2 separate regions of the Homo sapiens genome follow, and region 1 is linked to region 2. The links are chromatin loops, found by intact Hi-C in ENCODE. Cell type or tissue: CD14-positive monocyte. All regions are shown on one strand.

The links. A loop is a pair of places that touch in the nucleus more often than their neighbours do. Peaks named below come from ENCODE experiments on the same cell type or tissue, not always from the same donor. Only the 100,000 strongest peaks of a DNase experiment are listed, where the experiment ranks them.
Region 1: a loop joins it to region 2, with 4 times the contacts of the local background. A loop is called at or near these places in 1 of 110 quality-filtered maps.

The regions. Positions count from the first base shown.
Region 1 is chr1:150,945,528-150,949,527 of GRCh38, reverse strand. It overlaps SETDB1 (SET domain bifurcated histone lysine methyltransferase 1), which reads right to left. Exons shown (of 22, transcript NM_001366418.1): 10 at 2,516-2,642; 11 at 250-406; 12 at 3-161. Among named protein-coding and RNA genes, the nearest start is that of SETDB1, 21 kb to the right of the region's middle. In CD14-positive monocyte, no CTCF peak of the experiment used is centred here; no DNase peak of the experiment used is centred here.
Region 2 is chr1:150,735,617-150,739,616 of GRCh38, reverse strand. All of the region lies in intron 7 of CTSS (cathepsin S), which reads left to right. Among named protein-coding and RNA genes, the nearest start is that of HORMAD1, 17 kb to the right of the region's middle. RefSeq lists a cis regulatory region at 2,370 and an enhancer at 2,298-2,442. In CD14-positive monocyte, no CTCF peak of the experiment used is centred here; no DNase peak of the experiment used is centred here; H3K27ac peaks cover 1,091 bases.

The DNA.
Region 1 (4,000 bases), 210 kb before region 2:
ACCTATATGTCTGGTTGATCCCAGGTTTCCCACCAGAGACATTTTCACTGAGTGCAGGAGATGTAGGGGAGGAATGACCAGAGCCCACAGATCCTGGTCGAAAGGACGTGCTCTTTTTGGCTACCTGCTTCCGTGACTGGGCAAGCTGGCTTTCCAAGCTTCTAGGAGATTAGAGAAGAGGGCATATAGTAAGGGATGTGGAAAATATAATATGAAAGAAACTGAAGAAAAAGAAAGAATAACACTCACTCACTGTCACCTGCTTGGGGGGATAGAGGTGGAGCAGGTGGGAAAGGTGGGGCAGGTGGAGCTGTAGGCTGTGGGGGTTCCACTGGCTTGAACTGGGTTCCAGTACCGGTCAGATCCTGTGTGTACTGGACAACAGGGCCTTTGCTCCTCACAGCACCTATAGGAAAAAGGAAATTGAGCACTGAGAAGATGATAGCTATGACGCTTGTATTCAGTCACACATCTGATCCTTAACTTATACAATATAAAAAGGAAGCAATGGCTGGGCGCAGTGGCTCTTGCCTGTAATCCCAGCAGTTTGGGAGGCCGAAGTGGGCAGGTTGCTTGAGGTCATGAGTTTGAGACCAGCCTGGCCAACATGGTGAAACCCCGTCTCTACTAAAAATACAAAAATTAGATGGGCATGGTGGTGCACATCTGTAATTCCAGCTGCTCGGAAGGCGCAGGACAATCACTTGAAACCAGGAGGTGGAGGTTGCAGTGAGCCGAGATCACATCACTGTACTCCAGCCTGGGCAACAGAACAAGACTTCGTCTCAAAAAAAAAAAGCAGCAATGGACACATTTTGAGTAAGTGCTTAGACTCTCAGTTCCCATTATTGACTGGCATGGACGCTGGCATACATTGTTTTTTGACTTAGATAATACTTTTTCTTTTATTAAAGTGAAAGCAAGTTTATTCACAAAGTAAAGGAATAAAAGAATAACGGCCAGGCGCGGTGGCTCATGCCTTTAATCCCAGCACTTTGGGAGGCTGAGGCGGGCAGATCACCTGAGGTCAGGAGTTCAAGACCAGCCTGGCCAACATGGAGAAATCCCGTCTCTACTAACAATACAAAAATTAGCCTGGCATGGTAGCAGTCGCCTGTAACCCCAGTTACTCGGAAGGCTGAGGCAGGAGAATTGCTGGAACCCGGGAGGCGGAGGTTGCAGTGAGCTGAGATGGTGCCACTGCACTCCAGCCTGGGCAAAAGAACCAGACTCCATCTCAAAAAAAAAAAAAAAAAATTGCTACTCTGTCGGCAGAGTAGCCTCTTTTTTTTCTTTTTATAGACAGTGTTCCACTTTGTTACTCAGGCTGAAGTGCAGCGGTGTGACCTTAGCTCATTGTAACCTTGAAATCCTGGGCTTCAAGCAATCCTCCTGCCTCAGCCTCCAGAGTAGCTAAGGCTACAGGTGCACACCACCACACTCAGCATTTTTTTTTTTTAAGAGATAAGAGTCTTTCTATGTTGCCCAGACTGATCTCCAACTCCTGGCCTCAAGTGATACTCCCACCTCAGCCTCCCAAAGTGCTGAGACTACAGACACGAGCCACCATGCTGGGCCTTAGATAAGACTTTATATCTTCCTATCTCAGATGATTTACCTAATTATGTTATACTTTGGGGAAATATTTTCAGAAATATATTCTTTAACCAACTAATTTTGGCAGGAAAAATCAACCAGAAAGTATGACAGTAATATTAAAAAAGAAAACCAAATCTGTTTTTTGTTTGTTTCTGAGACAGGGTCTCGTTCTGTCACCCAGGCTGGAGTGCAGTGGCACGATCTAGCTCACTGCAACCTCGACCTCCTGGCTTCAATTGATCCTCCCACCTCAACTTCTTGAGTAGCCTGGACTACAGCTTAATGCCACTGTACCCAGCTAATTTTTGTGTTTTTTTGTAGAAACAGGGTTTCACCATGTTGCCCAGGCTGGTCTTGAATTCCTCAGCTCAAGCAAACCACCTACCTGTCTCAGCTTCCTAAAGTGTTGGGATTATAGATGTCAGCCACTGTGCCTGGCCAGGTCTGGGTTTTAAAGAAAACTGACTATACGCTGGATGTGGTAGCTCATACTTGTAATCCTAGCACTTTGGGCAGCCGAGGCAGGTAGACAGCTTGAGCCCAGGAGTTCAAGACCAGCCTGGGTAACATATCAAGCCCCGGGTCTATTTAAAAAAAAAAGAAAAAGAAAAAACTAACCATAGATAACACACAAAACTGACAATTCTCATGTGGATAACAGAGGGTAACTACTATCACCCTAACCTAAAGCCAACTGTTTCAGATTTTTATGTGGTTGTTTAGAACAAATTAGAGCCACAGCATGTGGAAGCAGCAGCACAAATTGATCACCATGATTGGAAACAACTCAGGGCACATATCCTGTTTCCAATGAGTATACAGTGTAACCATGCTAATCAAAGGATAGCCATTGTATATAATCTCCTTTGCTGGTTGGCCTGTTTCTTCCTTCCTCCAGGAATCTTTCAGGACATACCCATATTTGGACGTGTCCTGAGCTGTCCTTGCTTCTTCTCCAGTGCAGAGGCTGAGGATGTTTTCATGCTGAACATGGGCTCCAGCCGTGTAGAGCCTCGATAGATCCACTCACATCTTTTGTCATCCTGGGGAATTGAGAGAAAAGAATGAAGGGAAATAGCTTAAAGGCTAGAATCTATCCTGTCCTGTGTAGAGGATATATACCATGTGTCACCTCTGGGAATCCTCCCTGATGAGCCTTAAATTCCTTAGTCTAAGCTAAGCACAGTGGCTCACGCCTGTAGCTTGTAATCCCAGCACTTTGGGAGGCTGAGGCAGGTGGATCACCCGAGGTTGGGAGTTCAAGACCAGCCTGACCAACATGGAGAAACCCCGTCTCTACTAAAAATACAAAATTAGCCGGGTGTGGTGGCGCATGCCTGTAATCCCAGTTACTCGGGAGGCTGAGGCAGGAGAATTGCTTGAACCAGGGAGGCGGAGGTTGTGGTGAGCCGAGACTGCACCATCGTACTCCAGCCTGGGCAACAGGAGCGAAACTCCATCCCCCCCAAAAAAAAATTCCTTATCTACTTAATAAAGTATGTGCCAGGATCCATGATGGGTATCAGGAACACAACAATGAAAAATATATACTCCTTGTTTAAGGAATTACAGGAGCAACAGATATCTATACTGAGTATAAGAGGTATGACAGCTGGGCACAATAGCTCACACCTATAATCCTGGTATGTCGAAAGGATGAGGCAGACAGACTGCTTGAGCTCAGGAGTTCGAGACCAGCCTGGGCAACATGGCGAAACCCGTCTCTACTAAAAATACAAAAATCAGCCAGGTGTGGTGGCATGCACTTGTAGTCACAGCTACTTGGGAGGCTGATGTGGGAGGACCACTTGAACCCTGGAGGTTGAGGCTGCAGTGAGCTGTGATTGCACCACTGCACTCCAGCCTGGGTGGCAGAGTGAGACTGTCTCAAAAAACAAAACAAAACAAAACAAAACAAAACAAAACAGGCCAGGCGTGGTGGCTCACGCCTGTAATCCCAGCACTTTGGGAGGACAAGGCAGGTGGATCACTTGAGGTCAGGAGTTCGGGACCAGCCTGCCAACATGGTGAAACCCCGTCTCTACTAAAAATACAAAAAATTAGCCAGTCCCAGCTACCCGAGAGGCTGAGGCAGGAGAATCACTTGAACCCAGGAGGCGGAAGATGCAGTGAGCCGAGATCGTGCCATTGCACTCTAGCCTGGGCAACAAGAGTGAAACTCCGTCTGAAAACAAAACAAAACACCAAACAAAAAGCATGATAAGGATCATAAGGCCTTAGAAGTAACGGGCTGAGGTAACACCAAGAAGAAATATAACTTCTAATTTCTTCTGGCTACTCTGGGCACACTGCCTATCAGGTAGCCTTGTTCTGCAAGCAGCAGTATTAAAAAATGTTTTTAAAACTTTTAAAAATAAGAAATATGATTCTAAGAAGGGAG
Region 2 (4,000 bases):
CTCAGCTCACTGCAACCTCCGCCTCCCTCCAAGTAGCTGAGACTACAGGCATGTGCCACCAGGCACGGGTAATTTCTGTATTTTTAGCTTGTTGCCCAGGCTGGTCTTGAACTCCTGAGCTCAAGTCATCTACCCGCCTGAGCTTCCCAAAGTGCTGGAATTACAGGCATGAGCCACTGCACCTGGCCTGTTGTTTTGCTTTCATTCATGTGTTCACTGGAGTAGCATTTTAATTTCCTCCAAGAGCTTTCCCTTTGCATTCACAACATGGCTAACTGGTTCAAGAAGTCTAGCTTTCAGCCTACCTTGGCTTTCACAAAGCATAATCATTTCTAGCTTTGATGTAAAATGAGAGATGTATAACTCTTCCTTTCACTTGAACACTTAGAAGCCACTGTAAGGTTGTTTTTTGTTTTTGTTTTTTGAGACAGTCTCCCTCTGTTGCCCAGGCTGGAGTACAGTGGTGCAATCTTGGCTCACTGAAACCTCTGCCTCCCAGGTTCTAAGCAATTCTCCTGCCTCAGCCTCCGGAGTAACTGGGATTACAGGCACGCACCACCACACCCTGCTAATTTTGTATTTTTAGTACAGACGGGGTTTCGCCATGTTGGCCAGGCTGGTCTCGAACTCTTGTCCTCAGGTGATCCACCTGCCTTGGCCTCCCAAAGTGCTAGGATTACAAGCGTGAGCCACCGCACCTGGCCCATTGTAAGGTTATTAATTGGCCTAATTTCAATATCATTGTGTCTCAGGGAAAAGGGAGGCCAGAGGAGAGAGAGAGAGATGGGGGAAGTGTCAGTTAGTGGAGCAGTCAGAACACACACCACTTATCAGTTAAGTTCACCATCTTATATGCACGTGGCTCATGGCACCCCAAGACAATTACAATAGTAATATTAAAGATCACTGATCCCAGCTTGGGCAACATAGCAAGACTCTGTCTCTACAGATAGTTTTTTTTTTTAATTACCCTGGCATGCTGGTGCATATTTGTGGTCCCAGCTACTTGGGAGGCTGAGGCAGGAGCGTGAGACCTGGAGGCTGAGGCTGCAGTGAGCTGCGATTGTGCCACTGCACAACAACCTGGATGACAGAGTGAGATCCTATCTCAAAAAAAAAAAAAAAATCACTGATCACAGATCACCATAACAGATTTGCTAATAATGAAAACAGTTGAAATATTATGAGAAATGCCAAAATGTGACACAGGGACACAAAGTGAGCACAGGCTGTTGGAAACATTGTGCCGATAGACTTGCTCCATGCAGGGTTGCCACAAACCTTCAATTTGTAAAATATGCAAAATTTGCAATGCACAATAAAGCAAAGCACAATAAAACAAGATTTGCTTGCACTTCTCAATACCTCTGCTGTTACCATTAGAGTTCAAGCCACCATCCATCTCCTGGTCTATTGCAATAATCTCATAACTGGTAGCTGCTTCCCTCTTGTTTGCTTGGAATCAATCCTCTACACAGTAACCAGAATTATCTTTTTAAAGCATAAAGTAGATTATGTTACCCTTCTACCCCAAACCCTCTAATGGCTTTCCTTCCCACTCAGAATAAAACCCATGACCTGTAAAGCATGACATTATCTGGCCTTAGCCTGCCTCTCCAACTACCTCTCCAACTACTCTCCCCTCTCTCACTCAGCTCCCAGCACATTAGCCTTTTGGCTATTTCTTGACACATCATGCTTATTTCTAGCCCTTTATCCAGGTCTTTGCCTCACTTGCATCTTTGCGCAAACATCCACTCAGCGAAGCTTTTCCCGACCATTCCACCTAAAATTGAGCCCTGTCTCTTAACACTCTGTATCCCTTATCCTGCTTTATTTTTCTTTATTGTACTAATCATATATATCATCAAGTATTTCTTCGTTTATCATATGTTTCTCCTCTAGAACCTAGGCTTTAGAAAGACTTTGTCTCTGTAATCCTAATGCCTAGAAGAGTGTCTGGCACAGCCTAAGAAGCCCAGGACTTCAGTCTATTACAAAGGAAACTGGCATTGATTTTAGAAGGAATAATAAGTTAGTAGCCTTATAATATGCAAGGAGAAGGTAGGGTGATCAACTTTCCCACTTTGCTAAGGGCTACGAGGCTTTCTGGGACATAGGACTTTCTTTTTAAAAACAGGACAGTCCCAGGCAAACTGGGACTGGTGATCACCCTAGAAGAACGCTATACATTTTTTTAAAAGTAGACGGACTCAGCCCGGCTCAGTGGCTCACGCCTGTAATCCCAGCACTTTGGGAGGCCGAGGTGGGAGGATCACCTGAGGTTGGGAGTTCGAGACCAGCCTGGCCAACATGGAGACACTCCATCTCTACTAAAAATACAAAATTATCCGGGCATGATGGCGCACGCCTGTAATCCCAGCTACTCAGGAGGCTGAGGCAGGAGAATCACTTGAACCTGGGAGGTGGAGGTTGCAGTGAGGCGAGGTTGTGCCATTGCACTCCAGCCTGGGCAACAAGAGTGAAACTCCGTCTCAAAAAAAAAAAAGTAGATGGACTCTACTTGAGTCCAATCTGATGTACTCATACCTGGATAATAATAAAAATAGCTACCTTCACTTAGTAAGCATTGGCTATATACCAAATATTGTGTGAGTACTTTAAATACATTCTCTCATTTAATTTTTAAAGTACTCTTATGAGATAGGCATTTAGTTAACAAACTCACCTAAAGTTGAACAGTTTGAGTGAAAGAGCTATAGAATTAATAAAAATATACAACTTGGTAAGTACCGAAATGAACATTTGGAGCAGATCTTGTATAATTCTGAAGGCAAGACTTTGTCCTCAGATACTTTATTTAGCTTAAGATTTTTTTTTTTTATCAGTTTCATTGTTTAAGGGAAGTTAGCAGGACTCAGTCAAAAAGAGGTCTGGGATCTTTTGCAAAACTGGGGGCAATTGATCTTGGTCGGTAAAACTGAGAAAAGTAAATTGTTTAGATGTTGAATGGGGTCTGGGATTCCTTGGTCTCACTGACTGAATTCATACTGCTAGTAACTAGACCCTCAATTCAATTTTCATACTAGAACTCAGGTCCAAATTCAGTTCACCTAAAATGATTTATTTTACCTATTATTTAATGCAGTGACCATAGTAGGATATAAATTACATGAGATCCTAGATGTACTGGTCTGAATTTCATTCCCCATATGACTTCACTCACAGAGATAACTGTAGGGATAGGCATAGATAAAAGTTAGAGTGGGCTTTGGAATAAAATAATCCTAGATTTGACCTCTGGCTTCACAATTTACTATCTATGTGACTTTTGGCAAGCTACTTTACCACTCTGCCCTTCTGTTTTTTTCTTTAGTAAAAGAAGATAATATTCACCTCACAGGATGATGATTAAATTAGATAATTTATGTTAATCTGTTTGGCAGAGTAAGTGCTAAATAAGTGGTGTCTATTAATATTAATAATAGCCTGGCCGGATTCTTGTTATTGCTTTTGCTTATCAAACTGGATATTAAAAGAGCATTGCTACAGCCTGGGCAACATAGTGAGACCTCTTCTTTACTAAAATAAAAAATTGGGCCAGGCGCAGTGGCTCACGCCTGTAATCCCAGCACTTTGGGAGGCTGAGGCGGGCAGATCACAAGGTCAGGAGATCGAGACCATCCTGGCTAACACGGTAAAACCCCATCTCTACTAAAAAATACAAAAAAATTAGCCAGGCGTGGTGGTGGGCGCCTGTAATTCCAGCTACTGAGGAGGCTGAGGCAGGAGAATGGCGTGAACCCGGGAGGCGGAGCTTGCAGTGAGCCGAGATTGTGCCACTACACTCCAGCCTGGGCCACAGAGCAAGACTCCATCACAAAAAAAAAAAAAAAAAAATTGGCCAAGCATGGTGGTATGCACATGTGGTCCTAGCTACTTGTAAGGCTGAGGCAGGAGGATTGCTTGAGCACAGGAGGTCGAAGCTGCAGTGAGCTGTGATTGCACCACCACACTCCAACCAGGGCAACACGGTGAG